6 separate regions of the Mus musculus genome follow, and regions 1, 2, 3, 4 and 5 are each linked to region 6. Evidence: chromatin loops called from intact Hi-C (ENCODE). Cell type or tissue: heart. All regions are shown on one strand. Each heading gives the region's core, and the rest is flanking DNA. Links, peaks and the distances in the headings are about the cores only. Region 1 has its middle 38 kb from the start of Gm52731. Region 2 overlaps Gabbr2 (gamma-aminobutyric acid (GABA) B receptor, 2). Region 3 holds the start of Anks6 (ankyrin repeat and sterile alpha motif domain containing 6). Region 4 holds the start of Tgfbr1 (transforming growth factor, beta receptor I). Region 5 overlaps Tgfbr1 (transforming growth factor, beta receptor I). Region 6 holds the start of Gm52733 (a long non-coding RNA gene).

Evidence for each region. Peaks named below come from ENCODE experiments on the same cell type or tissue, not always from the same donor. Only the 100,000 strongest peaks of a DNase experiment are listed, where the experiment ranks them.
Region 1: a loop joins it to region 6, with 2.9 times the contacts of the local background. A loop is called at or near these places in 2 of 42 quality-filtered maps.
Region 2: it touches region 6 in a loop (2.4-fold over the local background); 3 of 42 quality-filtered maps call a loop at or near these places.
Region 3: it touches region 6 in a loop (2.8-fold over the local background); 2 of 42 quality-filtered maps call a loop at or near these places.
Region 4: it touches region 6 in a loop (2.2-fold over the local background); 26 of 42 quality-filtered maps call a loop at or near these places.
Region 5: it touches region 6 in a loop (5-fold over the local background); 24 of 42 quality-filtered maps call a loop at or near these places.

What each region holds. Positions count from the first base shown.
Region 1 is chr4:47,148,011-47,152,790 of GRCm38, forward strand. No RefSeq gene overlaps it. Among named protein-coding and RNA genes, the nearest start is that of Gm52731, 38 kb to the left of the region's middle. In heart, for the core only: no CTCF peak of the experiment used is centred there; DNase peaks (open chromatin) are centred at 2,121 and 3,971.
Region 2 is chr4:46,692,548-46,697,327 of GRCm38, forward strand. The region is part of intron 13 of Gabbr2 (gamma-aminobutyric acid (GABA) B receptor, 2); the gene reads right to left. Among named protein-coding and RNA genes, the nearest start is that of Tbc1d2, 45 kb to the left of the region's middle. In heart, for the core only: no CTCF peak of the experiment used is centred there; no DNase peak of the experiment used is centred there; H3K27ac peaks cover 292 bases; H3K27me3 peaks cover 535 bases.
Region 3 is chr4:47,054,446-47,059,225 of GRCm38, forward strand. It overlaps Anks6 (ankyrin repeat and sterile alpha motif domain containing 6), which reads right to left and starts at 2,861. Exons shown (of 16, transcript NM_001356426.1): 1 at 2,504-2,861. The coding sequence starts at 2,835. In heart, for the core only: no CTCF peak of the experiment used is centred there; a DNase peak (open chromatin) is centred at 2,946; H3K4me3 peaks cover 1,694 bases; H3K27ac peaks cover 1,078 bases; H3K27me3 peaks cover 479 bases.
Region 4 is chr4:47,349,095-47,353,874 of GRCm38, forward strand. Tgfbr1 (transforming growth factor, beta receptor I) reads left to right here and starts at 4,128. Exons shown (of 9, transcript NM_009370.3): 1 at 4,128-4,302. The coding sequence starts at 4,218. Gm32435 (a long non-coding RNA gene) reads right to left here. Exons shown (of 3, transcript XR_390551.4): 3 at 3,220-4,780. In heart, for the core only: a CTCF peak has its summit at 2,544 (motif pointing left); DNase peaks (open chromatin) are centred at 2,807, 3,157, 3,287 and 4,037; H3K4me3 peaks cover 1,778 bases; H3K27ac peaks cover 1,690 bases.
Region 5 is chr4:47,397,701-47,402,480 of GRCm38, forward strand. All of the region lies in intron 4 of Tgfbr1 (transforming growth factor, beta receptor I), which reads left to right. Among named protein-coding and RNA genes, the nearest start is that of Gm32435, 26 kb to the left of the region's middle. In heart, for the core only: a CTCF peak has its summit at 2,344 (motif pointing left); no DNase peak of the experiment used is centred there; H3K27ac peaks cover 315 bases.
Region 6 is chr4:47,248,662-47,253,441 of GRCm38, forward strand. It overlaps Col15a1 (collagen, type XV, alpha 1), which reads left to right. Exons shown (of 40, transcript NM_009928.3): 5 at 495-575. Gm52733 (a long non-coding RNA gene) reads right to left here and starts at 3,416. Exons shown (of 3, transcript XR_003955398.1): 1 at 3,267-3,416; 2 at 2,471-2,528; 3 at 569-1,879. In heart, for the core only: CTCF peaks have their summits at 2,467 (motif pointing right) and 4,152 (motif pointing right); DNase peaks (open chromatin) are centred at 2,520 and 3,240; H3K27ac peaks cover 489 bases.

The sequences.
Region 1 (4,780 bases), core at 469-4,468, 100 kb before region 6:
GCCTCCTGAGTTCTGGGATTAAAGGCGTGCACCACCACGCCCGGCTTCCTCTCTGTTCTTGACTATGGATGTGATGGGCTAACTGCTTCAAGTTTCTGCTGCCTTGGCCTCCCCACAATGATGGACTGAACCTGAAGCTCTAAACTGAATAAACACTTTCTCCCCAAGTTGTTTTCTCCCCAGGATATTTTATCACAGCCACAGAAGATGAAACTAAAACAGAAAGCAGCATAGACCTCAAAACAGAAATGGAAAACTTTTGTAAACTATATCAAACAGAGGGTCTGCAGGGATGGCCCAGTGGCTAAGAGCATGAGCTGCTCTTGCAGAGGACTGGGGTTCAGTTCCCAGCACCTACAAGGTAGCTCACAACCATCTGTAACTCCATTTTCACGAGATTTGACATCTTCCGGCCTCTCTACGAGCTCTGCACTCATGTGATGCATATACAAACAGACAAAACTCTTATACCCATAAAATAAAAATAATCTAAAAACCGTGCCAGGTGACAACTAAGGACTATATTAAAAGCTTTTGCAAACGAGAATAAACAAACATCTTAATAATTTTGAAAAGTCTAGCTGGGAAGCAGCTCATGCTTTCAGTTCCAGCACTTGGGAGGCAAAGGTGGCTTTGTACACTTAAGGCCAAACTTGTTTACATAGCCCAGGACAGCTGGGCCTACATAAGGAAACCCTGTCTCAAAACAAAAAGCACACGAGCAGACTAGTCTCACATGCACCTACATAAGAAAGAGACACATGGAAAGGGACAGACACAGGGACAGGCAGAGTTCCTAACCCTTGGGAAAGGGTATCAGTGAGCAGCAAATAAAAACAACAGTGAAAGGATATTTAAAAATGATTGAGTTGCTGAGACTTAATTTTATAAAAATACCGTTGTCAGTGGGGTGTGGTGGCACAGAGCATTGATCCAGGCGCCCTCGAGGGAGAGACAGAAAGGGCTGGGAAGTGTTTTGAACTGAGAGATCCAGTTTAATCCAGTTCCACATTGACTTTGAAGCTCAATGAGACCCTACCTTTGAAAAACGAAAGCAAAACCAGAACCAAACAGGTGGCCCTCAAATAAGACCATGGGGTCAAAGAGAAGCTAGGGAGGCAAGCATTCTCACCCAGAGCTGGTGCAAGGACAAGGGATGCCCGCAATAGGTCATGGTTCCCTCAGGCAAAATGCTGGGTTCTTTGCCTCTACCCCTGTGTCTTTGTACCTGGAACTCAATGCCCTGTGTTGGTCAGTGGACACTTCTTAAACAGGATGGAGGCGATTGGGGAATATCCATCAGAACTTCAGGGTTTCACTTCCTTTCCTTTAGGGATCCCAATTCCCAAAGGTATGCTTAGCCATTAAGACAGAAATGCTTCTTTAAGATCATCCCTCAGGAAACTGGACACTACCAAAATGTCCTCAGGGCGGCAAGCCACTTACACTCAGAAATCTGCTATCATTTATCTCGTTTGAATTGCACACATTTGGAGAGTATTGAGCATAGTTGATCATGCTATTGATAACACTAAGTGGAAAAAATTTAAACTCTTTATACACCGTGATCTTGATTTTTGTCTTTTAAAGAGGTCACATTCACTAATAGTTGGCTGAAGGATTTTTTTTTGTATTATCCATTTCTTTGTTTTCTCTTAATGTTCCAAAGTTTCAACAGTAACTTTATAAAAGTACTACTTTTATAGTCAGAATAAAAGAAAGTTTTAAAATGGAAAGTACAGTTAATACCAAACTTGTGACCAGCCACAAGAAGGGCGGTGACTCGAGGTGGCATGTGTCCCACCACCACTCTCAGAGGGTCACTTTCTGGTGGTTTAGAGAATTGGCCTCTTGAGTGAACTTGATCTGGCTTTATTTAGACAACAATGGGATGGAACACTGTCATACTGGTGTTCTTTGCGTCTGTTTTTCCATGACCTGGAAAATCTTAAAATACAGTCTCTTCTTTAAAAAGAAAAGAAAAGAAAACCCACAGGTCCTTTGACTGGAATAGACTCTCCCGTGGCTCACTGGTCTGTAAAAGTCATTAGGATGCAACAAGGGGTTGACCTCCATTCTTTGTCTTAGCTGAAAATTTCCCCACGGCTGGCTCAGGATTCCCAAGAGGAAGGCAATTAAGTGACCCAGCAGGATTGTGTAGGGCCTTGGTCTGGGCTTATCTTGATTAGGAGGAAGTGGACGTCTACTTGGTCCAAATTTAGAGCACAGAAAAGAGCCAGATGTTTGAGACTATGACAAGCATTATCCCTGTGGGTTTGCCTTTCTTGCCATTTGGGGAGTGTCTGGCTTTGCCTGTAAGGGCACAGAGCAGAGAAGATGGCAGGGTCCACTTTCCAGCATGTCTGCCACAGCCTGCGTCCACAGAGAAGCTCATCTTCATGCTGTGTTGTAAGGAGCCTGGGCACAACCCTTTAGGCTGAGGAAACTTCCACCCTCCCTAGATTGATGTGGATCTGATAATCAAAGCTCCTCATTGATCCAGATCTCTTCTCGAATGGCTCCTCCCACTGCAGGAGGAGGTGGGGATTATTGCAGGTAGGGGTTCTATGTGGAAGCATCAGGAGCTAAGCACACACAGGAGAGGTGGCACACAAATGACAGTGGTCTGGTTTGAACTTTGCTAAGCATCTTCTTAGCCATGTGAACTTAGACACATAATCTCTTGCCTCTCTGCCCAGTCCTCTCATCTCCCCAGGCTGGTGGTATTGATATTAGTGATATGACTGATAAAGTTCTTAAGCATTATCTTTCTTTCTTTTATTTTTTTGGTGTATGGTAAGCATGCAGCATGGTGCTTGCTGCAGCCTGGAGTTTACAGCATCATTAACTCTTCTTTGCATTCACCCATTCCGTGGAGGAAAGTCACTGAGCTGACTGAGCTAAGCACCGTGCCAGGAGCTAGGACCTCAGACAGGATAGTACACAGGACCCTACTTCCATTCCATAAGGCCCAGTTTTTAGGGCTGAGACCCCAGTGGGAACTGCCCAATAGGACATGGCTCAGTGTGGTGTCCTGTTACCTCTGGCTTTCTCCCCTCCACAAATATACCAGGCACCTTTGCTCCTTATGGCTCAGAGGTGGAGACAGAGTGATCGGGATCAAGAGCCCATCTCCTAGACTACTGGAAACTTTCAAGGTGCAACTTAACCACCATCTGTTGGACACAGGAGCCTTCTCTGGCCCCCAAAGCAAATCTAGAGCATTGCTGCATCAGCACAGTGTTCTGCTGAATCTCTCTGCCTTGTCTTCCTTCAAAGACACTGAGAGCTTTTAAGGGCAGATTTTCTGCTTGATTCGAACCCAGGCCCCAGTGCCCAGTATGGGTAGCAGACTGAAGGTGTGTAACAAGTACTAGTTGGTTAGCTAACTTACAGGGAATGGACCACCACAGAGGCCATTGCTGCACTGCCTGTGTGACAGAAAATCCCTTTCCACCATGATGTTTTATGAGACCATGAGATTTGCTCTACAGAAACCCGAGCCTCTTCTAATCCCAGCGGCAACCCTGAGTGAGCTGAGCTTCTGCCACAAAGAAAGTGCCTGCCTGAGGGACTTGTTCTCAACATGGTTTGAGACTGTAACTTTGTCAGCACGGTCTTGGGAGAGTGAGCCCCTTGTCCTGGGGCTGGCCGAGGGCCAGTCCATTTGCTTTTCATTGTGTGGGAGATTGTTTAATGGGATTGGAGTTACTGAGGCTGATGTTGCAACAGAAATAATTGGCTGTAAGGCTCCATGTGCTTCAGGGACCGGGACACAGAGATCTGATATTTTGTTTCCTCGTTTACTTTGTGGGTGACTCAGGGATGGCTCCTTCTCTGCTCTGGACCTTGTCCAAGGAATGGTGATTGTGGAGGGGAGTAGGGGTGGCTGATGATTAATCTAGAAGGTTCCTTCCTGGTCTGATACGCCTTCTCTAGCTTTCCTCCTCATATCAGATTGATGAAGGCCAGCTCACTCAGAGTTGGTGGAAAGTGGTTTGGATGGAGTTCTGGGAGAAGGTCCAGCCTCCTGAGCTCAAGGTCATGGTTTAGGAACCAAGAGCTCAGACAAACCCTGAAGCCATGGAGCGAGATCCACCCACGGGATGGGGGAGGGGTGTGCTCAGCACATTCCTGCTGAAAAGTGTAAACGGAAAACAGACTAGAGTCCTGGGGGATAATGACCAGATCTACCAATCATGGATGTCTGGGTGGCTCTTCCAGACAGAACATGTCTAGGACCCACATCCTAAACTGAGGAGCCGTGTCCCCAGCCATCCTGCCTTAGCATGGAAGGATCTTGGGGGTGGATTTGCTCAGGACACACTCTGAGGTTCTTGGAACTTAAGACATAATGGCAGGGTCCACTGAGAAGAGATGAAACTCACTCACCCTAGATATTTATGGCATATAGGTTTAAAAAGAACTAAGATGTGATCCTGGCATGGTGGTTCATGCCTCTAATGTCAACCATTGAGCTGCTGAGGCAAGAATACCACTGCAAGTTCAAGACCAGCCTGGGCTAAGGGTGAGTGAATTTCAAGGGAGTAGAGGTGAGTCAATGGGTAGACGTACTGGCTACGTCAGTCCAGCTTCAAAAAAGAAATAAACAAAATTTTAAAAGAGTGAGTTTCAAATCAGCCCGAGCTACCGAGTGAGACCATGTCTCAAAAGAAAAAAAAAAAAAAAAACGGAAAAAGCAAAAGGAGATAAATTGTGAATTTTGCTGTTTTAACATTTTTCATCTATTCTGCTGTGCCTTCACCATCAAATTCCTGAT
Region 2 (4,780 bases), core at 471-4,470, 560 kb before region 6:
TTTCTCACCTGAAGGCTCCCAGGGCTAGCAAGGCGATGAAGAGAGGGATGAAGGGAGGTAGCTAATCGTTTACTGCCTGCAGAAGCTGAGAAACCTCCTGAGGTGTCAGCCATTATTATCTTTGACTTCAGAGGGTTTCAGAGTTCTGGAGCCAGGAGAAACCTTCCAGAAGCCTCGGGGGGCTGGGCTGTTTATCCCAGCAGCCCCACATCTTGGACACAGCAAGGCCAGAGCTATCACTTCAGGTAAGAATTCGTTGTTGAATGTTTTGAGTACACATTTCTTTCCCCCCAGAATCGCAGATCGGACAGGGAAGTGTGCTGTTAGCCCCAGGGGCTCTTGAGGGTACTTCTGGTCACTTTTCCTTTGTGGGTATGGAGTGCAGCACTTTACAGTGAGGGGATGTCTGTGCTTTGCAGAGCACCCTGTGCTCTAGGCACTAAATATCACGATGTCCTGTCATCTCATGACTGACACCCCCTCCAACTCAGTCTGCAAACACCAATAAGCTTCTGCAAATTTAGTTCTTTTCCTATCAGAGAAACTGAGACCCAGATAAGGACTCAAGGCAAGTACTGGCACAATCTTCTGGCCTTGGTCCTGTGTGCTGGATGGATGTCTCTGGCCTACGTCCTATGTCCAGCCTAGGCAAAGGCAGAGGATACACCACCGGGCTGTGTCCAGCAAGCAGCAAGGCATGGGTAAGCAGGGGGTGTGGCATGGGACCGAAGGGGCCTTGGGCTGAGGCATGGGGCAGCTTTGGTTTAGGGCAGCAGCCATGTGTGTTGCTTGCCTCTCAAGTGCAGCCTTCATAGGAACTGATGTCTCTATTCATGTCTCAGAGTCAAGAGGATGCCCAGAGGAGCCTTTGCATCTCTGTATGTGCATTCATGCCTGTGTGTGTGTGTGCACACACGTATGTATTTGTGTGTGCACATGTGTATGTGTGTGCGCGTGTGCATGTGTACATGTGTGCACGTGTATGCATGTGTGCATATGTGTGCGCGTGTGTGTGTGTGTGTGTGTGTGTGTGTGTGCACGCACATGTCTGCATATGTACGTGGAGATGTGGAGACTGAGGGAAATATTAGTCCTTGCTCCTCAGGAGCTCTCAAGCTAGGTGTCTGACAAAGGGTCTCACATTTGGCTTGGAACTTGACAAACTCCAGGGCTCTGCTTGTTTCTGTTTCTCCAGCCCTGGGACTACAGGCATGACATGCTCTGCTTTTTTTTTTTTTTTTAAACATGGGTTCTAGGGATTGTATTCATGTTCTCACGATTACAAAGCAGGTCCTTTGCCAACTGAGCAGTCTCCCCGGTTCTCAGAAGCTGTTACCTCTAAGTTTTCTAAGCAAAGTGGCAGAGTCTGGGGAGAGCAGAGCTAGAAGTACAGACAGGAAACAGGCAGGAACCTGAGGTACAGAGTGATGGGGACAGTGCCTTGCTCAGGAAGCCAGAGGGAAGTCCCTTCAGGAACACCACCTTCTGTGGACATGCGTTCAAGAAATTCTACCTATATCCAAGGAGTGCCAAGGGATGTTAGGGATGCTGGGACTGTGAGCAGAAACTGGCCCAGGAGCCAACAGGGAGAAGGGTAGACATCTAGTAGACTTGGGATTCCTAGGCCTTGGCCTTGGGGTTGCAGGCAAACCTTTCTAGGGGGTCTCTGCTGACATGGAAAATGTAATTATCCACATGGTCACCCAGAAAGTGACAGTACTGAATGGAGAGTGTCCCTGACGACCTGGGGAGAGCAAGTCCCTTTCCTCCAAAGCCCTATAAATGACAACATTGGGGGGGTTCCAAGATGGCAGCTCCCAGCAGGCAGCAGACACCTGCCCCACTGCTGCAGTCTGGCCTCCCGGTCAGCAGCATGGTCAGCAGCATGGGGCATTCAGGGATCCTCAGGGTGGGAGTCTACTCTCAGAAGCACTTGCCTTCTGTGAGACAGAGACAGACAGCAGAGGTGAGGAGAAATATGGGTTCCTCAGACCCTGACACAGCACAGCACGAGCTGAGGTGACGGACACCATTAAAGCCCAGGTGGAGAGACAAGCCGCCATCATTTGTCTTGTCCTCAGCACTGACAGAATGTGACCTCATCACGGCACTGGCCCACTCACAGGCAAAGCCAGTACGGGCCTAAAATTCCTCCTTTCCGGTTTCTCTGACCTCCTCTTCCCTCTCTGAGCTCCAGGGGCAGAGCCAGTGCGATTTTTGCCTCCTGACACTCCACACCCAGTTCTATGAGCACTAGCCCTGATGTCCTCCAGGCTATGAACCATTCCTAGTGGCCCCTGGGCAACTCCAAGAGGTCCAGTGCAGGGAGCTTTTGATTACCACCTTCAGTCTCTGCTCACCTTGCCCTTCCCCCTTCTCGGCCCCTCTCAGGGATCTCCACTCCACTGACATCCCATTCCACCCCAGCCTATGGGCACCCCGCTAGCCCAGCACTTGCCAGTGTGAGCTTACTGCCATCTCCCTTCAGCCTGCCACTGCTCCTGGATTTGCTAGTCCAAGAGTGGCCATAGTCACTGTCCACTAAGTGAGACCTGGACTCTTGTGTCTCCCTAGTCTTTCTGTTCCTCCTTACCTACCTAGACCCTCACCAACCAACTACATGGGGCTGCCGACACACAAGGCTGGGTGGAGGTCTGGTCCTGGCAACTCCTCCTTGGCCTGGGCTCCTGAGGCCTCTAGCACGTGTTGGTTCTCACTATCCTTCACCTCCCTGCTCCTCCATCCATACCAATGGATTCCAAACAGAAGGAAAGGTCTGAATGCTATGTCTGCCTCTCTGACAGTCCCCGTTGTTCTATCCACCCTCATCCTCTGGCTCAGCTCACCCAGGGTGGAGCTCTTCCTCCATCCTCTGGGTGCTGTGGCATGCATGCAGGCCCCAGGCCCTTCTTCCCTGCAGAGGTGAATGCCCGCCTGTCTCTGCTTTAGGAGCTGCCTCATCATGCTCTCTCTTGTCCCCCCACTTCTTGCCCTCCCTCCTGCCAGTCCTCGCACTGACTGACTACTTCGCTGTTGGAAAGATTCTGTACCAAGTTTGTTCCATGACTAGCTCGCTTCATTAGTCCAGCATCCTGGTCCTGGCTCCAGTACAACCCCCATGCTAGGGGACACTGTGAGGCTCAGAGAGGCTGAGTGACAAGCTCCAGGTCACAGACGCACGGCAAAGGACAGAGCTGGTACTAGCACCAGGGACACTAGATTCCCCCAAATCGTTGCCGTAACATGGGGTGCCCAGCGGTGTGGTATGTCAGGAGAAAGTCCCAATTGTCCCAGGACGGTGCTGTCTGCATGGCATTGTCCATGTACCTGCAGCCAGAGTGGCCTCTGTAACCTCTGGCATTGCACTGTGAAATACTTTATTCTCCATGCTTATGACACAGGGGAGAATGGGAACCCATCCTAAGCCAGCCAAGGGTAGTCCCTGTCTTAGGGGTTTCATTGCTGTGAAGAGGCACCATGATTAAGACAACACTTATAAAGGACAACATTTAATTGGGGCTGGCTTACAGGTTCAGAGGTTCAGTCCATTATCATCAAGGTGGGAGCATAGCAGCATCCAGGCAGGCATGGCACTGGAGGAGCTGAGAGTTCTACCTCTAGATCTGAAGGCTGCTAGGAGAAGACTGTTTCCCACGTGGCTAGGAGGAGTGTCTTACTGCTTACCCCCACAGTGACACATTTCCTCCAACAAGGCCACACCCACTCCAACAGGGCCACACCTTTTAATAGTGGCACTCCCTGGGCCAAGAGTATTCACACCACCTCCCTGGGTCAAGAGTATTCACACCACTCCTCTTTTCCATAGTCACCTCCTGCTTCTGCTAACCCTCTTAGGTCACAAGGTCTCTGAGGGGACAATTGCCTCTGACTTTAGGTGACATCTGGGTCCCTAGTAGTATGTCCTGGCTTTCTAGCCTCACAGTTGGCAAGGCCAGTCTCTCTCCTGCCCAGCCTTTGACCTTGAGGCAATGGGGGTACACAGCTCAGCCAGGGCCCTGCCACACAGTCTCACCACCTTCCCACTCAGTGGCTACTCACAGACGGCTCTGGCTGTCAAGTTCCAGCCCAGTGTAGCGTGAACAGAGAAGCGACAGAACTGGGGTGTGAAAAGGCTATCAGTCAGGACACTGTGCCAGGGGACCGGGACACAGCCTGGCCACTCTACTCCCATCGTGTGTACACTGCATCTTACGAGTCTCAGTTTGTGGCTTTGCCACTCATCCTGGGTATTCCATTAGCCTCTGTCCTACTCAGAACAGGAAAGCAGTGAACCCACAGCCAGAGGAATTTAGCCAAGGTCACACAGCTGCCACCTGAGCCCCTTCCTGCACTTCATGCTCCTCCCTGGGACTCTGGGCATCTCTGCTCACCAAGGAGAACGGAGGGGTGCTGCCTTGTTGAGTCTAGTGGGTCCCTTCTCCTGGGCCCTGCTCTGCTTCAAGTTGATGGTTTGTGTGTGACTAAAAGCAGCCTGCAATTCCTGTGTGCTGGCGGGCCGGTGTGCTGAACCGGAGCTGCCGAGCCAGGACCACCGCATGTTCGCTTGTCTTTGGAGAAATGTTGGCATCACCTGCTAGAGGGTTGTTCTGAGCATTCAGGTAAGAACATGAGAAGACAAAAGATGACAAGGCCGAGAGACGCACGCGCCCCATGGTAACACGGACGAGAACAATGCAGGCGTTTGCTTTTCCTGTTGTCGTTTCATGAGGCATCGCAGTGGGAGCCCCAAAAGTGCGCTGCTGCAAAGACTGTTCCAAAA
Region 3 (4,780 bases), core at 472-4,471, 190 kb before region 6:
GAATAATAATAATAATCAGATAATGTGGACAATTCTGAAGAAGGAGGAGGAGGAAGAGAAGGAGGAGGAGGAGGGAGGAGGAGGAGGAGGAGGAGGAGGAGGAGGAGGAGGGAAGAAAGAAAGAAAGAAAGAAAGAAAGAAAGAAAGAAAGAAAGAAAGAAAGAAATTAACCAGATGATGTGGACAATTCTGCAGAACTTGGTAAACAGCAAAAAAATAGGTGACAGGGGTTGGTGGCACTGGGACAAGCCAGTGCTGCAAACCATGACAAGCAAAGCTTTCAGCAAATGCTCAGGGCTTGCAAGGTCTCTATAGTGGGTGGATCTCAGAGAGAAGGTGTACACCTGGGCCTCTCCAATGTACAAAGTCATTCTGAGCGTCTTTCTCACAACCCTTCCTGTTCCCCACCTCTCTCCTCAGCTTCCGAGTCACGGCCTTCAGAAAGGTAACCCCAGGAACCCCATGTGGAGAGACATCCCAGGGAGTCTTAGGTATAGCCAGGGTTGGGTGCACAGCGAGCCAGCCTGGTATGGTGAGACCAGAGACCATGGCCACATCAAGGAAGGCTTCCTGGAAGAAGCTAAGCTTGAGAGAGGAGGGGCTTTGCTGAGAGCAGAAGAGGAGAACTCAGGCTAAGGGTTCTGTGGAGACTCCCTGCCAACACACATTCTGATATCTAAATCTCAGGGTCTCACCAGTAAGGTGGAAAGATAATCTTGTTTCAGCTTTTTATTTATTTATTTATTTATTTATTTTGGTTTTTCGAGACAGGGTCTCTCTGTATAGCCCTGGCTGTCCTGGAACTCACTTTGCAGACCAGGCTGGCCTCGAACTCAGAAATCCGCCTGCCTCTGCCTCCCGAGTGCTGGGATTAAAGGCATGCGCCACCACGCCCGGCTCAGCTTTTTTAAAAAGTACAAAGTAATGCAGAGAAGGCCCGGATGAAATCCAGGCCTGAGCCTAAGAGACCAGGGCGGATGTACTGACAGATGTGGACAGACAGAAGTGTCATCCTGAGTCTAGGGCAGCTGCTGGTGACAGGCACAGCCAAGCACTTGTTCCAGAAAGATCTGGAAGCTCTTCAAGGGGGCAGGGGCAAAGGTATACCTGGAGCAGAGGAGTATGGTGGGAGACAGCTACAGAGGTATCTGCGGACAAGGGTGAGGGGATGGAGAGGAAGACGGAGGGGGGTGCATTCTGGGGATATCACAAGCCATTGAGGGGGTACCTAGGCAGGAGAAGGCTCACCTGGAGGAAGAGTAGATACTGCCCCTAAGGGGAAAGGGACCTAGGAAAAAGGTTTTACGGTCACCTCTGCTGCCCTGGCATTCTCCACCGGTACAACCTGCTATGTGACTGAAAGCTATGCTCACTCTCAGGACTCTCCCTCTAGGGCTAGAGAGATGGCTCAGCAGTTAAGAGTACCTGCTGCTCTCAAAAAGATGCCAGGTTTGGTTTCTACCATCTGTGTCTGTACCTCCAGTTCCAGGATACCCATCGCCCTCTTCTGGCTTCCCTCAGACACCAGGCACACATGTGGTGCACATATACACAGGCGCTCATACACATAAAATAAAAACAAATCTAAAAACAAAACAAGCATTGTCTCTTTTCTTGTTTTTTTACAGCTCAGTATATTTATACGAGTCAGAAATCTAGAGATGGATTTTGCTGCCTCTCCCAACCCCTTCGCAGGGTCACACAACCACGAGGATCAACTTCAGGTTTATCCAGGCCACTAATTGTCTCTTCCTTGGCTGCTGTCTTCCTAGCCAGCCTTCCTGACTCTGGCCCATCTCTCTGCCTATTCTCACAGGTGCTGAATGTAACTTACCCGAAACAAAAGTCTGTTCCGGTCACAGTGCCCTGTGCCTTCCACACTCCTGATCATCCTTAGATTGTGGGTTTCTGTTCAGCCCCAATCTGGCACCTACTTTCTTCCTCCAATGGTGGGCTTGTCTCCAGCCCCCTCTGGGTCGCAGCATCCTCCCAGTTGTCTGACCACCTTTCATCACTATGTGTCTGCAGTGTGCTTGTTCTCCCTCGCTTCCTCGTTTTCCGGTCCTGGATAACTCTTACAAATCCTCGAGTCTTAACACCTCATTTCCACTAAAAATCGCCTCTATTCCTCCAACTGGGTCAGCTACTACTGTCAGACCTTCCAGATCAAGAATGCTACTTTATTTACCCACCCACCCCACTCATATCCCCAAAATAGGGACTTAATTGGATCCCAGTTATCTATTCGGTCAACCCCCAAAGCCAGGGTGAGTAGACAGATTCTTAGGAGACCCTTGATGCAAAACGGAATGAATGAACGTCTAGAAGATGCACTCCGCAGCCTCCACACTGTTCAGAAGCCAAAGTTTCTAACATCCCTAATCTTGTGTTTCTGAAACCGCCCTTTTATTTCCATCATACAGATGACCAAAAGGCAAAGCTCCAAGTCTGCCATTCGCACTCTCACGAGTCCCGGACTCTCTCCTTCCCGGTCCCCGCTCACCTGGCCGCCTGCATGAGCGCGCTCCAGCCGTAGTGGTTGCGGCTGTTGACCGAGGCTCCGCGGCGCAGCAGGAACCTTACGAGTGGCTCGTGGCCACCGGCCGCCGCCAGCTGCAGCGCCGAGTTGCCCGCCTCATCGGAACAGTCCACCGGCACCGGCGCCCCGGCCTCCGCTGCCCGGACCGCCTCGGGCCCTGCCGGCTCCGCTCCCGCCTCGGGCCCCGCGACCGGGTCCGCGCCTGGCTCCAGCAGGCGCCGCGCCGTGTCGGTGTCACCCTGCTCGCAGGCGCGGAGCAGCAGCTGCAGGCCGGGGGCCAGCGCGCCCTCGCCCATCGCTGACCGCCCGCTCCGCGCCGCCGCCCGCTCCCACCCCGGGGCCGCGCGCGTGCCCGCCGTCCGCAGGCCCGCCCCCTGGGTGCGCGCGCGCCTCCGGGGTCGCGCCTGATGGGTACGCGCGCGCAGGGCCCGCCTCCCGCCTTGGAGGGTGGGCCTGTGACTGTGCGGTCACTCTTCAGTCTTCCTGTTCGTTCCTACTGAATCCGACCTCTGGGCCTAGCTTAGAACTCATCTCGCATCTCTACCGACCCCAGACCGGCCCGCATTTCACTAGCGCTCCCTAAACAGTCGCAGGCTGAATCGGGACGAATGGGTCAGCCCCGTCGTTTGCCGGAGCAGCCCTGCAGTGCTGAGTTCTTCATCTGTGTCAAGCTACCCGCCCATCTATCTCTTGTTTTTGACAGGGGGGGGGGGGGGTCACCACTACCGCAGTAACTTACATGTTACAGATAGAGATTTTTCTAGCCACACCCCAGACCCACTGTCGGAAACTCAGTGTGGGACCAGCAACTGTTCTGGTCCCAAGCCCTCCTGTATATCACACAAACAGTAGGAACCACCGACTGGTCCCCAGGGCAGTCCTTGTAGCCACCCTAGAGTTTCAGATGATTATTCCAATCTACAGTAGACGAGTGACCGGGAAGGTTGTATGTTGCTATAGTCTGCACAGATCTGCAGGCGCTGCTGTGGCTAGGACTCAGGTCTTCTGACATCAAGTTCATCTCTCTTTCCGGACTCAACAAGTATGTATTGGATGCCTGTTAGTGCCAGGCACAGCTCTTCGTGCCGCGAACGTTTGCAAGATAGCATCTCTGCCTTCTAGGATCTGACCCACCCATACAGGCTATAAAGATATGCTGTGGTAATAAACTTGGCTGCTGAATGGTAGTTGAGTGCTGTTGACACAGTAAACGGAACATGAATCCAAGCAAAATCGGGTAGAAGGTGGAGCATTGTTTCATAATTGAGCCAACAAGAGAATTACTGAAAATATAACACTTGCAAAAACCTTAAGGAAGAGAGTAAGCCATGAGGACATTTTGGGGAAAAGAAGCTAATTAAGCAGAAAGCAAGACGCAGTTCACAGCATATGTGTCCTTACAGCATGGACACTTCCATAGGAAGAGACAACTGGTTTCCCTAGATGGTTAGTAGTGCCCGCCCAAACCCAGCAAGAAGCCAGACATACAAGGCAAGGCTGTTACATGTCCCAACAGTGTGTCATGATAACAGCGTAACTGTTAGGTCTGAGGACAGTTATTGAAAGTGTCCCCTGACTTCCACATTTGTTGTATGGCATGCACAGGCACACACACAATAAATAAATATGTCAGCTATGGTGGTGCATGCCTTTAATTACAGCATTGGGAAGCAGAGGCAGACAGGTCTCTATGAATTTGAGGCCAGCGTGGTCTGCATAGTGAGCTCTGGGCCAGCCAAGGCTATATAGTGAGTCCTTTTCTCAAAAACAAAACAGAATAACAACAACAACAATAATAAATATAATTTAAAATAAACAAATAAAGTGGAAAGCTGTGTAGGAAGATATTCGACATTGACCTCTGGCTATCACATACCCACATGTGGTATATGCCCATAATTATAGCACATAGTACATAAACAGCGTGCACACACACACACACACACACACACATATATGAGCAAAAGAAAAACTCCAACTCATAGCTGTATGTGGTTGCACATGGGTATAATTTCAGTCCTGGAGTGACAGAGGAAGAAGAATGGTAAATTCAAAGTCATCAATAGCTGTATAGAAGGTTTGTGGCCACATAAAACAAACAAGCAAACAAACGAATAGAAGAAGAGGCCTCCTAGTGACCTACTTCTTCCAACTAAGGTTTATCTAAGGGTCTGCAGCATCCTTCAATACACTGGGAAACCTATATTCAAAACAGAAGGCTGTAGGGGACATCCCTGATAA
Region 4 (4,780 bases), core at 335-4,334, 100 kb after region 6:
AGGCTAGGACAGAATAGGCAGAAATGAAGTATTCTAGGGCTTAAAACAAAGGCTTGTTTTTTTCTTGCGCAATAGGAAATATGCATTAGAGTTGATGTAGTTGATCACCACATTTACTGGAGACCCATTTTCCTTCATTATTAAACCTAATATGAGCTATCACCATTATGCTTACAAGAGGCTGTTGTGTCTCCAGAGGTTGCAATTATGTTCCAGAAAGAAAGAAAGAAAGTGAGAGTGATGTGTTTGCTCCTTGTTTAAATGGTGTATTAGTCCTGGTCCTCTAAAGGAACAGAACTGATAGACTATACATGTAGGTTTATTAGAATGTTTTGCAAGATGTAGTTTGGGCGGTGGAACACTTGCTCGCTCACACTGGACAGGCGGAGATTCTAGGAGTTTCTCAGCCCCATGAAGCTGGGCATCTCAGTAGTCTCAGTCTGCTGTTCAAAGCCTGGAGGACGGCTGGTCTCCAGTGTGCATCTGATGCCCAGAGAAACTGTTTCTAAAGTGGGTGAAGGAAGGCTACAGTAATGGGATCCTTGGACTTGCTGGTGAAAGTGAGGGCAAGCAGGCAAACAAAGCAAAGCAAAGCAAAGCAAAGCAAAGCAAAGCAAAGCAAAGCAAAGCAAAGCAAAGCAAAGCAAAGCAAAGCAAAGCAAAGCAAAGCAAAGCAAAACAAAACAAAACAAAACAAATGCCATTTAGGGTGAGTCTTCCCATTGCAAATAATCTGCTCAAAAAGGCACTCGCAGGAGTGGCTAGCAGCTTGGGTTTTAGTAGATTCAAGTTGACAGCCAAGGTTAGTCATCACAGGGGGAACAAACTTAGCCGGGAAGGAAAGCGATTCCTGTTCCCGTTTTGCTGGACTGAACCCTGCTGCATGCTCACTCAAGTGTGGAGCTGAACAAATTGAACCCCTCCCCCTCCCCTCCTGGTAAATTGCTTTCCCTGAAGGAGTTAGGATTCTGTTACCAAGCCACTCTAGAAATGGATAGAGATGAGAGAACTAGAACCTTTGGCTCTCTGTTTCGGAGAAAGTATCTTCGTTAAGAGAATTGCCCAAAGGGAAAAGAGCAATGTACTCAGCGTAAAGGCTGAGGGTTTACCGGGTAGAGGGCAAGGGGCTAGAGTACTTCTCTCAGACAGAGCTCCAGAGCCAACTTGCTGAAAGATGATCCTCTTTCTCTTCCCCTTTAAATCAAGGCACTAGAGTGAGCATCCTATGAGCCTTCCGAGAATTTGTGGAGACTAAGATGGGAATGAACTTTTGTGATTGACTGTCTACAGGCAACCACTCATTTAGGCCTCACAACAAAACTGTGTGTATAGGTAAGATAATTCTTACTTTGCCACAAGGAGGGTGGACGGGAGGTGTGTGTGTGGGGGGGAGGGGTAACAGAAGGTGGAATGAGTGTTGAGGCTAGGGAGTGAGTAGAAATCAGGCAGCCCAGACCCATATCTAGAGAATGTTAGGATCACGAGGGTCCAGAAGTCTCTAAGGCTGGAGGCTTCGACCTTTGGCTCAACCTTTCAACACAGGTGGGTTCATTCATTTTACTATATTTAAGCAGGTGAATGTCTTCTGAAGTGGTCAGGTGCCCTGTGCAGTAGAACCTCCTGAGTAGTTTATTAGCGATGCATATTCTTGGACTGCCTCCAGAGGAGCTTAAGCAGGCATTCCAGGTCCCAGACCCAAGCAGCTGAACCCAAAAAACTGTAGAGAGTCCCAAATTTAAATGGACAGGTTTTGTTTCATTCTAACACAGCTTGTTTTCAGATCTGTAGCTCATGGAAATTTCCCCCTAATATCAGAAAGATATAATTTAAAAATAGTCTGTTTCTCCTTCTTGTTCCTCAGTTTCCAAGTGAACACACTTCATTCCATGGAAAATGTCCTGGACTAGGAAATGTGTCACAGAAAAAAATCCTCATGTTGATCAGTACAGGCTTCATAAGGCAAAGCATTGGGTTAGACTCAAGGTTAACATCATGCAAAGGGGAGGGGGCAAAGTAAATGGTATTAACTAAATATTTACTATGTCCCAGACACTGTTCCAGACACATTATGTCACTAAGGCACTCTGGACTTGTGATTCAGTCCCATTTATAAGTGGGATGGGAGCTTTTAATATTTGCAACCCATTAAAGATAACCAGAGAAAAAATTCCTATGAGATTAATTATTCATGCATAGCATAAAAATCTCTTGAGATCTTATGCAAGACACAGACTAGATCAGAAAAAGAAAAATAGGGGGGGCATCTTGGCATGTGGCTGCAACCCCAGGCCTGGGGGAGGGGAGGTGGAGGACTAAGGAAGGAGGATTCCGAGTTTCAGTCTAGCCTGGTTTGCATAGTGAGACCCCCATCTTTAAAAACCAAGGGCTGGGGGCCGGAGAGATAGGTTAATAGTTAAGAGACTGCTGCTCTTGCAGAGGAAGTGGTTCCGTTCTTAGCATCCTTGTTAGGTGGCTCACAGTTCCACTCCAGGTGTCACTCCAGTTCCAAGTGATTGGACGCCCTCTTCTGGACCCCACAAGCACTACTTGCATACGGTGCACATAGGAGCACAAGAGCTGGGGGTATAGCTTATGAGTAGAGTACTTGCCTAGGAAGTACAAGGCTTTAGGGGTGGGGGTGAGGCGGGGGCAGTCACTGGAGATTTTAGGTGTGTCAGGCTCTTTATATCTCCCAGAGAGATTTCATTAGAAGCTGGTCAAATTTAGTCCCTGTAACCTCAGGGCATTTGAGCCAGGGGGGCCAGGGGAGCCAGGGGAGGCAGGAACTGATGGTTCTGGAGTCCCAGAGAGCAGGCCTGTTCAGGTTCTGGCAGGTTGAGGACTTGCTGAAGCGTGTCCTAGCTGGAGCCGAGGAGCAGTCTCAGACCCCAGCTCTTAGCCCCCACGGTTTGCTTTCATAAGCAGGATCAAACTCTTGGAAAGTGGCTATAAAGCAATTTACCAACAGCTACTAGAGGCCGGCTGATTCCTACTACGGAGCTTTATTTAATTCCGAGTTCAAATCACACAGAAAATAACATTTTCTCCTTAAAAGGTTCTGCGGAAAAATGCTGTCGGTGCCATGCGGCCGCCTCCGTGACTGTGTTTGTGTCTGAAGAAAGGACTAGTCTGACAGGAAGAATTACAAATCTGGAGCTCATTTTGGCGTCCCAGAGGGAAGGTGGGTGGAGCGTCTCACAGTAAATTAGGAATTCAGAATGAAAGCGGAGCTGAGTTTATTTGGGTTTTTAGTGACACCTCGAAATTATTACACAGGAGTGTCGGAGACAACTCAAAGTACCTATGACTGCTCCCGCTTCGCCCCGGGGCGGGATGCTTCTTCGTAGGGCAATCCTCCCTCCTTCGAAACCCGTGGGCCTCTCCGCTTCCACGCGGGGACAGCAAAGGTGGGAGGGAAGGAGGGCGGCGGGGACCCTTAGTCTGGGTCTTTTTACGGTGCCGAGACACAGAGGCCACTCGGGGGTGTGTCTGAGCTCCACCTTGGGATTCCGAAACTGGGCTCCGACTTTGAGACTGGAATTTGGGGAGAGGACGACGAGGTCTGGGGCGGACGTGGAGTGCAGAAAGAAATCGGACTGTCTTTGCGGGGAGGCTGGAAGCCGCGGGTCTAGGGTGGGGGAAGTTGAACCCCGGACAATATTGAGGGTCCGAGTGGCGAGAGTTGGGTTTTGCGGGTGCAGGACTGTGCAGGGGAAGTCAGGGTGGGGTTGGAGTAGAAGAAAAGAGCGTGCAACGGTCACAGTCTTTCCCTGAGCAACTCTCACAGGCACACCCTGCGCTCAGTCGGGACCGTGGGCTCCCTCGGGCGCGCAGACTGGGACCCTGCCCCCACCCGCCGCGGGAGCGCGAGCTGCCCGCTGTGGCTGGAGTAAAGGCGCCCAGCGGTGAGGGGGCGTGGTCAGAGGCCCAGCAGTGCGGGGGCGTGGTTAGAGGCAGAAACCCACGGCCGCTCATTGGTAGCCCAGGGCCCCGCGGGCGGGGCTCTCGGCTAGGTCCCGCTAGGGCGCTCGCGGGCGGCGGGGGAGGCGGGGTCGGCGGGAGCCGGGCAGCCAATGGGCGTACGCCCCTCGAGCAGTTACAAAGGGCCGGAGCGAGGCCGCGGCGGCGGCGGGGAGGTGGGGCGAGGAGGGGCGAGGCTTCCTGAGGAGAAGCTGCGGCCGGGGCCGGGCCGGGCCACAAACAGTGGCGGCGGGACCATGGAGGCGGCGGCCGCTGCTCCACGTCGTCCGCAGCTCCTCATCGTGTTGGTGGCGGCGGCGACGCTGCTCCCGGGGGCGAAGGGTGAGTGGCGGGCGGGTGGCTGCGGGGCGCGCGGGCCGGGCCGGGCCTCTGGCTCGCTTCAGCTCTTTCTCAAACATGGCGCGGGGCCGGGGGCGCAGGTGGCGGCGCCCGGCCGGCCGGGCGCTCCTGACCCGGCAGGCGCCACGCGAGCCGGGGCGGGGAGGAGAGGCGGGGCGGGGGCGGTGTCGAGCGCGGGTGGCGGAGCACCGAGCAGAGGCCGGCCCTCTTGGGCTCCCGGGGGGCAGCGGCTGGCGAGCCTGCCGAGGTCGGGGGCTGCCCTTAGGGGTGCGAGGCCGGCCGGGACCGTGGCCCCCTGATTCCACTGCCTAAATGCGCCCCGGCCTGAAGCTGTTGGGGCGTGGGCGGGCACCGGCGTGGAGGCGCTCCGGGGCCGGGCGCTTGGAGGGCTCCCCGGAGGGTCGAAAGGGGCGCCGTGGGCAGAGACCCCGGGTGGGCCGCACCGCCGTGAGTGCCGACG
Region 5 (4,780 bases), core at 229-4,228, 150 kb after region 6:
CTTTCTTTCTTTCTTTCTAACTTTACATCCCAATATCAGCTTTCCCTCTCCTCCTAGTACCTTCTCATGCAGAGCCTACCCCCATTCCTCTCTCCCTTTTCCTTTGAGAAGGGAGAGCTCCCCTCTAGATAACAACCTCCCTGCCCTCCCCATCATCAGGTCACAGCAGGACTAGGCACATCCTCTCCCACTGAGGCCAAATAAGACAATCCATTTAGGGGAAAGGAATCCACAGTCAGGTAGGCAGTATATTCAGAGAACCCTTGCTCCTGCTGTTGGGGACCAAGCTGCTCTTCCGCTACATATGTTCAGCAGGCCTAGGTCCAGCCCATGCTAGCTCTTTGGTTGTGATTCAGTGTCTGGGAGTCCCCAGGGGTCCAGGTTAGTTGACACTGTTGGTCTTCCTGTGGAGTCTCTATCTCCTTTGGGTCCTTCAGTTCTTCTCCCACCTCTTCCATAAGACTCCCTGAGCTCCATCTAATGCTCCGCTGTCGATCTCTGCATTTCTTTCCATTGGCTGCTTGGTAGAGCCTCTCAGAGGACAGTTATGCTAGGTTACTGTCTGTAAGCACAACAGAGTATCATTGACAAAATAGCCTTATTTTTGAGGAAAATAACAATAACTTGCCAGTGTATTGTGTTCTGATCTGGCAGGAGTTAAATACTTCCTCATTTCTGTAAGGAAGTACAAGTAAACCTGAGAAGGAGTTTCTCCTAAATTGCCTTGCTGCTAGAGCCACGTGAACACTACAGACAATGTCTTGAAAGTATGAGATAAGGTCAGGGCACAACACGCTCAAGAAGCATGGATGCTGCAGGTGACTGACTGCCAACAGTGACCTTAGACCCTGCTTCTTCTTTTTGGCTTCTGTTAATACCTTTATGCCACAGTGTTCCTCTTCTGATATCTGTTGTGAACTTACATTGTGACTCAACTTTTGCCACCCTAATCAAATAAACATATCTCCTGCCTTCCTATTAAAAACGAACAGTGAGGGGCTGGAGAGATGGCTCAGAGGTTAAAAGCGTTGGCTGTTCTTCCAGAGAACCTGGGTTCAGCACCCATGTAGCAGCTTACCACTGTTTGTAACTCTAGCGCCAGGGTTCTGACACCTTCACACAGACACACATGCAGGCAAAGCACCAATGTACATAAAATAAAAATAAATAAATCACTAGAAAAATAGCAACAAAAATCACAACAAGTGTCATTTGTGGCTTGGTGAGAGAGGCTTGCAGTGGCCATCTTTCCCTTTTCTAATGTCAGGTGGTTACTCCTTTTTCTTTTTTCTTTTTGGCTTCTCAGTATTTTCAAGTTTATAGTATACCATTAGATTTAGAGGCTCTATTAGTTAACATCTCATTACTATGACAAAATACCTTTGGGAAGGAAGGGTTTCTTTTGTTTCCTATCTGAAGGGATCATGATGGAAGGCATGGTGACAGACTGTAGCCTGAGGCTGGTCACACTGCATCTGCAGTCATAGGGGCAGCCATGAAGTAGTGCTATCCATCTTAAGGGTGAGTCTTCTCACCTCATTTAAACTTCTCTGAACAACCCTCACAGTCACACCTAGAGGTTTGTCTCTGAAACATCCTAAATTGCAGTCAAGTTAACAGTTAAGATTACCCATTCCAAAGGCTGAGGCCGATCGGTTTTGTTGGTTTCATAAGTAGACACTAGCTGTGTTGTGAACTTAAGCTGTCTCATTAGGACTCTTATGTGTGATTGTGGGAGGAACAGTAATGGGTGGTAGGTAGTGATTATCAGTGGCTCCTAACAATTCAGTATCTAATTTAAAAACAAGCAAAGTAGTAATCACAGTCTGTCTCCTTGGCTCTTACTTTCTTCTGTTTTGACACTAGGTATCTCTCCCTCTTCCAACTGTTGAAATAACATTTTTTCTTAGTATATTGTTTCTCTTTCTCTCTCTCTCTCTCTCTCTCTCTCTCTCTCTCTCTCTCAATCTCTCTCAATCTCTCGATGGCCACAACTGGCATTGAGCTCATGATCTTCCTCACTCCATGTCCCAGTGGTGAGGTTTCAGTGTGCCGCTATACTAGCCTACTCTTATTTCCTACTATTTTCTTATTTTCTTATTCTTATTCTGATTGATGTGTAAGAAAGCTCTGATTCTACAATAGTAATTGTTCACTAAAAGGGCTTACCCAGATTTGTGATTTCAAATTCTACAATGGTGGTGACTCATTTGCATTTGAATTTTAAACCTCTTTCAGGCTTCTATTAGGCATGTTTCAAGTTACAACCCACAAGTGCAAACCACTGAACCTGTTGTGCCCTGAAGTGCCATTTGTTCAAACTGCAGTCAAGTGGATGCTGTCATCTGGTGGTCACAATGGGAACTAACTGACCTTACTACTGTTTTCTTTATTAGGTGTACCAGGCAGAACCTAGGCTTTCCATCCCACTTCTCTTTTTCTTCATCTTCATCCTCTTGATTTGGTTACCTTTGCCTAGGCCAGCCTTAAACAAAAATAGATAGGTAGGTAGGTAGGTAGGTAGGTAGGTAGATAGATAGATAGATAGATAGATAGATAGATAGATAGATAGATAGATAGATAGATTGTTAACTATAGGTATGTGAGTATATCTGCATGCAGGTATGTGTGATTGAGTACTGGTGCCCAAAGAGGCCAGACGTATAGGTTCTCCTGGGCTGGTATTGTAGGCAGTTGTGAGCCTGATACGTGTTCTAGGAACTGAACTCTGCTCTCCTTATGGCCAGTATTGGTTCTTAAATGCTGAGTCATCATTTAAGTCCGTTATGCAGCTCTCTCTGTATGAGCAATCTCTTCCTTCTTCCTCTCTTCTTAGATACTTCAGGAAATCTCCCTTTCCTGTCGTGTTCTCTAGCTGTTGTGCTTTTGAATCTTTCAGAACACAGTTATGGTTTACAGATAAGAATGTGAGCTAGTGGTGTACACATACCAAGAAAAGAACTTTAGAGATGCATGAAGAACAGTTGAGAAAAGAAAAGAAAAAAACTACAACAAACATAAACAAGCCAAAAAAACAAAAGAAAACCAACCCCTAGAATCACTAATCTCTTGTTCTTATGCCTAGCACTGATGTATAAGGACTGTGCGCTAACTGGTTGTGCAACTGGAGTTCCATCTCTTGAGTTCTTTTGGCAGAACAAGAAATACTTTGCATGGGGCTAAAGAGAAGACTCAATGACTAAAAACACTCAATGTTCTAGAGAGCCCAGGTTCAACTCTAAGCACCTGCATGGTGGCTTTCAACAGTCTCTATGTAACTTCAATTCCAGGGGATATATTGCTCTTTTCTGGCCTCCCTGAACACCAGACACACAAGTGGTAATTTTGCCATACATGCAGGCAAAATACTTGAACATAAAATTAAAAAGAAAGAAAGGACTCTTCCCAGAGTATGAAGCCCTATTATTTTTGACACCCTCCTCTCCCCCAACCCCCACCCCCGTTTTTTTGTTAGGTTTTGGTTTTGGGTTTTTGCTTTTCTCCCAAGATAGGGTTTCTCTATGTAGCTCTGGATGTTCTGTAACTCACTCTAGAATAGACTGGCCTCCTGCCTCTGTCTCCCAAGTGTTGGGATTAAAGGTACATGCCAACAAAATATAGATCTCATTTATATTTCCTTTTTTTTCCCTTTTGTCTGTAGCTGTAGGGAACATCACATTTTAAATTTTCATATGGCAAACATTGTATTACCTACTTTAAAAAGAAATATAGTTCTGTATTCTCTTTAAATATCTTAAGAGTCTTCAAAGTAAGTTGTTCTTGTATAAAAGAAGAAACATAGGCCCATTCAAAAATATGTCTGAGTCCATGTAATCAATAACACACAGACCCTGGGTTCCTGCCTGGGTCAGTATAACTTGTTTTAGTTATGTTTTTCTATTACTGGGGTAAAACACTATGACTAAAAGCAAGTTGGAGACATAAACATTTATTTCAGCTTACATTCTCAGTCATAGTTCATTTCAAAGGAAGTCAAAGCAGGAATTGGAGGCAGGAACTAAAGCAGAGACCATGAATGGACAATTTTTATTGCTCCCCCCACCCCCGACTCCCTCTGGCTGGCTCAGGTTGCTTTATTTTAGCACCCAGGACCACCAGTGTAGAGGTGGCATTTCCCACAATGAGTACTCCCCATGGTTTATTAATCAAAAAAGTACACCCCAGGCATGTCCATAGACCACTTTAGTGGGGACATTTTCTTTGTTGAGTTTCCTTGCTTCCTAATGACTCTAGCATGTGTCAGGCTGACATAAAACTAGCCAGTACATGACTTAGGGTGTATATTTTATTGAATTGTGTTGTTTCTTGTTTTCCCATCTACTTCAAAGTTAAATTGCATTTACTGAACCAGTGTAGCCTAGGAGCCTGCCAACCTTAATGTTACATTTCAGATGCATGTATCAGTTTACCAAGGAACTCTTAGCACCCACATTTCAAGTTGTTTAGGTTCCAAATCACCTTGTACAGTGAGGTTCAGTCCTAGTCTCTTTAGCCTTCTCTTTCAACACTTTAGTTCCTGTTTTAGCATCAGAGGTTTTTCTGAGAGAGCAGCATTGAAATTATGATCATCTTGTCTGGCATCTTTGAGAACTGTACAGTCTGTCACTGAAGCTTGTCAGTTCTCACCAAAGCTTACTTCAGTTTTGTCACATGCTATTGAGGTCATACTTGGCTCCCCAGAAGTTTCTTATCTTCACTTGCTGCTGCCCTTCTTCCTCCAGAGCAACACTGAGTGTGAACTAATCCAGCCCAGATGCCT
Region 6 (4,780 bases), core at 346-4,345:
AAGGGAGCCTGCACATGGTCAGAAGGTGAAGTAACGAATTGTAGCAATAGCAGTGTGGATGGAAATAGAAAAACCAACAACGCACTCTGCCTTTCCCACCGTGTCTCTGATCTCATGTTTGCATACATGTATACACACAGAAAGGCACAAACACCACACATACATGTATTCACATGTACATTCGTGTATGCATGCATACCACACAAACATGTATATATGTGTACACATGTCTTCATACACATATATGTATGTGGATGTATATGTGCACACACACATGCATGCATACCACACACAGATGCACCTCCACAGATGCAGTCAAACAGATGCACATATATGCATGTAAGTGCACATATACACATACATGCAAATGTACACACATGCACATACAGCTCCTCTGCAGGAGTCTGCTTGTCAGTCTCTGACCTTCTCAAGTACCATAATCCAGTGTAACCTGCTCTCATGCCTCATGTGTGTTGTGACTTATCTCCTCACAGGCGTCTGGAGAAGCCAGTGGGTTTCAGGAGATGGATGAAGTCGCTGAAATCATGGAAGCTGTCACCTACACACAAGCCCCGGTGAGCATGCATGCTGCCCCCATGAGTGAGTTGTGTGTCTCAGGCTGTTGTCAGATCGGTGAGGTTAAGTACCTCTGGGGGAGTCAGGAGGGCCCTTTGCTACCTCACACCCACACCCAAGCAAGCTGCCAATGTCCCAGGGTCACCTGCATGCATGACTATGAAAGACATGCCAAGGCAAATGAGCTTTGTGGCCTTGGAGAATTGACTCAAACCCACTGAACTTCAATTCTCTTCTACCGAGTGATGATAGCGTATAGGGTCATTGGAGAGGTAGACAAGGCAGTCAGGAGAGAGCCTCAGAAAGTCCCCGGCATGAGGGAAATAACCCTGAATGATACTGAGTGTTGTGTTGAACCCATGGCAAAGCAGCCCCCACCTCATCCCAGCATCCACATTTCTCCCTCCTGGGACTGAGTTCTGCAGAGAAGAGAAAGGGGTTTCCAAAGCCTTGAGTCAGACCATGGAGTTGCAAGGATCTCCCATCTTTTGATAATAGCAAGGAGCGTCTGAGCTGCAAGCAAAGACAGCTCCCAGGCTGGGCGCAGCACTCAGTGAAAGCTTCTGATAGAGAGCAGGGAAACAGAAGTAAGGCAGGGACTGTACAGTATAGACCTCAGGCAGCAGGGATGTGGGTGTGGCAGGTAAGAACCATAGTCTGCTAACGCTAGAAAGACTTAGACAGATGTCTATACCAGAAAGGGAACCTGGGCAAACTGAGAGCACAGGTCTCCTGATATCTACCCAACCAAGGGTGGTCTGGGTGGGATTGTGGCACTGCACCCCCAAGACCTTGGCCAATCTTGGCTGAGATGGGGAAGCTGAGGATCCAGGAGTCTGTGCACTGCTTGGGGGCAGTATTGGAGTCCTGTGTGTCCATTAGGCTTAGCCACCCATGGGCACATCCTGGCACAGGTCAGTGGGCCACATGCTCAGGGCTCAAAGCATGACGTTGCTTTGTATAGACAAGTTCATAACCTAGAGAGAGGCTAACTCAGAATACTAACAACCTGGCGGTTCCTAGAGTGACCAGAAAGTGCAGTAGGGTCTGAGAGGTGAGAGGGTCACAGGGGTGAGAATGGGGCACGGATTTGGGAGGGGAACGTGGAGACAGCCATCTTAGGACAAGCATAGAGGGCGACCAGGAGAGGAAGAGAGCTCACGGTTCTGTGGATACGATGTCTTCCTTGCACCCTGCATGGAAGGTGATCCACCATGACACCAGTGCTTCAGATATAGGGACTGATGTGGGGAGCAGGGGACAGCAGCAACCTGGAAAGGGTGTGACATTGATCTCTGAAGACCTGGAGAAGTGATGGAAAGAGAAATGGCTAGTGGCGTGGTGCACTTGGGTCTCTGAGGCAGCCCGTTCTTTTCTTTCTCCAGTTCTTAGAAACTTGGGAGAAGGGCTGTACTCAGAGACCTACCCACAGTAGGTCCTAGCCCTGTTGTTCCTGGCTACTGGCCTTCAGCAGGAGACCTAATGTCTCTAAGATAGCTTCCCCCATTAGTCCAGAGCATGCCTGCTCCGTGGATTGGTCTGAGAGGTGGACAAACCACATGGTCCAAACACTCAAGTAGACCTCGATACACAGCAGTGGTGGGTAAAGGCTTGTGGTGGTCACTGCAAACTAGCTGGTGAAGATTTCAAGAAGCCAAGGAGCTCAGGGCCAGACTCAATGCAGTTGGTTCCCTGTTCTTTTGGAATCCCCTCCACACTGGCTTGCTGGTGTCTTGTTGTGCAAACCCTCTATGGCTGTCCTCTGCTTAAGAGAACTCCCCTAGACCCACCCTGTTGGTCCCAAAGCTGCTGGTTCCCAACACCCACATGGCAGACACCATCCTCAGGATTCTTCTGTCCCTCTACATTCGTTCCTCCACCTACACATGCTCACCCTCCAGAGGGCGCTGCTGAGTTCAGATTCATGTCAGAGAGGGCTTCTGTGGTCTGTTCTATAGGAGAGGGCGTGGAACAGCAGTGTTGTTGAGGCCACATGGCCTGAAGGTGACAGAGCCACATCTTGGGCCACACCCTCACTCTACCTTAAAGGGCATCGTGGCTCTTTTTTGGCACAGGGAATTTCCCTCTTGGTCTCAGACAGCCCTTCCTTTCTCTGTCTGGCTTCTTTCTTGGTCAGAATCTCACTTCTCCATTTCAGCCTTTGTAGCTTGCTACCCTCCGGGACATGGACTCTAACTGACAAACAGAGCCAGAGACAGCCTGTCCAGCCCTCCCTGCTCGTCCTGTTTAGGGTCGGCACCTCTGCTGCCCCATGCCTTTCTCTCCTGCCGAGCCAGCTCCTGTTCATGTGCCTTTGCATATCTGAAAAAAAAAAAAGTACCTTCTGCTGAGTTAGAATTAACTTCTGTTTCTCAGCTCTGGCTGTACACATGAATCACCTGTACCCAAATGTGTGTGGAACCGACAGAGATCTTTACTAAAGAAGCCCCAGGGCTGCTTCCCTGGGGTGTTCAGCGTGTCTGAGCAAAGCAAGAATCTACACTGGCAGAGAGCTCTGAGGGTGATTCCCAGACACAGCCAGGACCTCTTCCAGCCACACCTAAGGGCTCTCGGCTTCCCAGACATACCATCTGGGACTTCCAATTCCGACAGCTCTGTGCAGTTCTGCTTGCCTGGAACCCCCACTCCACCCGCCCTTCCTTCCTTCCTTCTGGCAAATTCTTATCCACCTCAGGATCCAGGCCAAATCCTCTCCCATGAGGCCACTTGCTTCCATGCCCCTGTTTCCAGCTTGGCTCTTGCTTCTGCTGTCCTGTGTGCTCTGTGATAACAGCCTGTGAGGCTGTTCTGTGCCCCAGGGCTCAGCCCACAGCCGGGCACATAGTGGATCCACAGGAACCTACCTGTGAGTGAGCACATCCGATTGTGACTGTGAGGGTGGGCAAAAGCAAAGCAAAGCCACACAAACACACCTCCACAATAACTTGAAAAGGCACGGAAGTCTTCAGACTAGATCTGCCTACACTGTCACAGCCCACACTTGGTTCCTCGCCCGTATTCCTTCTGCAGCCAAGAGCCGTGTGTTTGAGATGAGGCACCTCACTTTCTCCACAGAGTGGGATGCCTGGAATCTCACCTTTCCCCAAAGCAGGGCCCAGGCGGCCATGGCTGCCTGCCTAAGATTCAGTTAGACTTTGGCTGAAAGGCTAGTCAATGACTCTTCCTGAGATCTCCTTGAGTAACAATAGCTCACCCTGTTTCAGGCTTGTCTCCCTGCTTTCCTCAGCCTTGTCTGCTCCTGAGGCCCATGTGTCTTACAACGTATCCTTGCTTCCAGCCATTGGCATCCGTGGAGGCCAGTCCCGGCTGGGTTTTACTGCTTTTCCTAGGGTGCTCACTCTTTCAGCACCCCTGCCTAGCTCCTGCTGTTTGGGTTTTTTCAGTGCCTGACTAAAGGCTCCTGGGCTGGTCTTCAGTATCCCTAGTCTACACCCTTTGAGCCGCTCCCTCCCTCACCACTGACCTGGTTCCTTTTATCGGATTTATTTTTATTTTATGTGTATGAGTCTTTTGCCTACCTTCATGTTTGTGCATCATATGTGTGCAGTGCCCACAGAGGCCAGAAGAGGGCACCAGCTCCCCTGGAGTAAGAACCAGTTGCACAATACCAAACAGGTGCTGGGAATTGAACCTGGGTCCTCTGGAAGAGCAGCCAGTACTCTTAACCTCTGAGCCATCTCTTCATCTTCTGTGGAATATTTTTTATTGTCCCCATTGTACAGAGGAGAAAGCTTAGGCCTGGCGAGGCAGTATGATTTGTCCAAAAATAGGTCAGTCAACTAAATAGAAAGCAGACATCCCACCCATGTCTCACAGTAAGGACTGAACTATGAACTCTGAAGTCACAGGGCTCCTCCTAACAGTCCTCCCTGTTATGATGGGCTGAACATTCACTATTTACCCAGTGGAGTCTGACATCAAGAGTTGTGCCTGATCTTGTTAGGATGTTCAAGGAGTGCTGCCGCAGCAAATGAGCCTGAAAACTTAGTGTCTTAACACAGCAGAGATGGGTTTCTTTCCCACACGCTAAGTACAACATTAAACCCTTCCACTCAACCCTCCATCCTTCCCGGTGACCTGCTGGAGCTTAGAAAAATGAAGAGACTGAAGGCTGACAACCCTGGCTTTCACAAACTGCTCCCAGCATCTAGGGTTGATGTCCAGACATTTAGTACCAGCACTG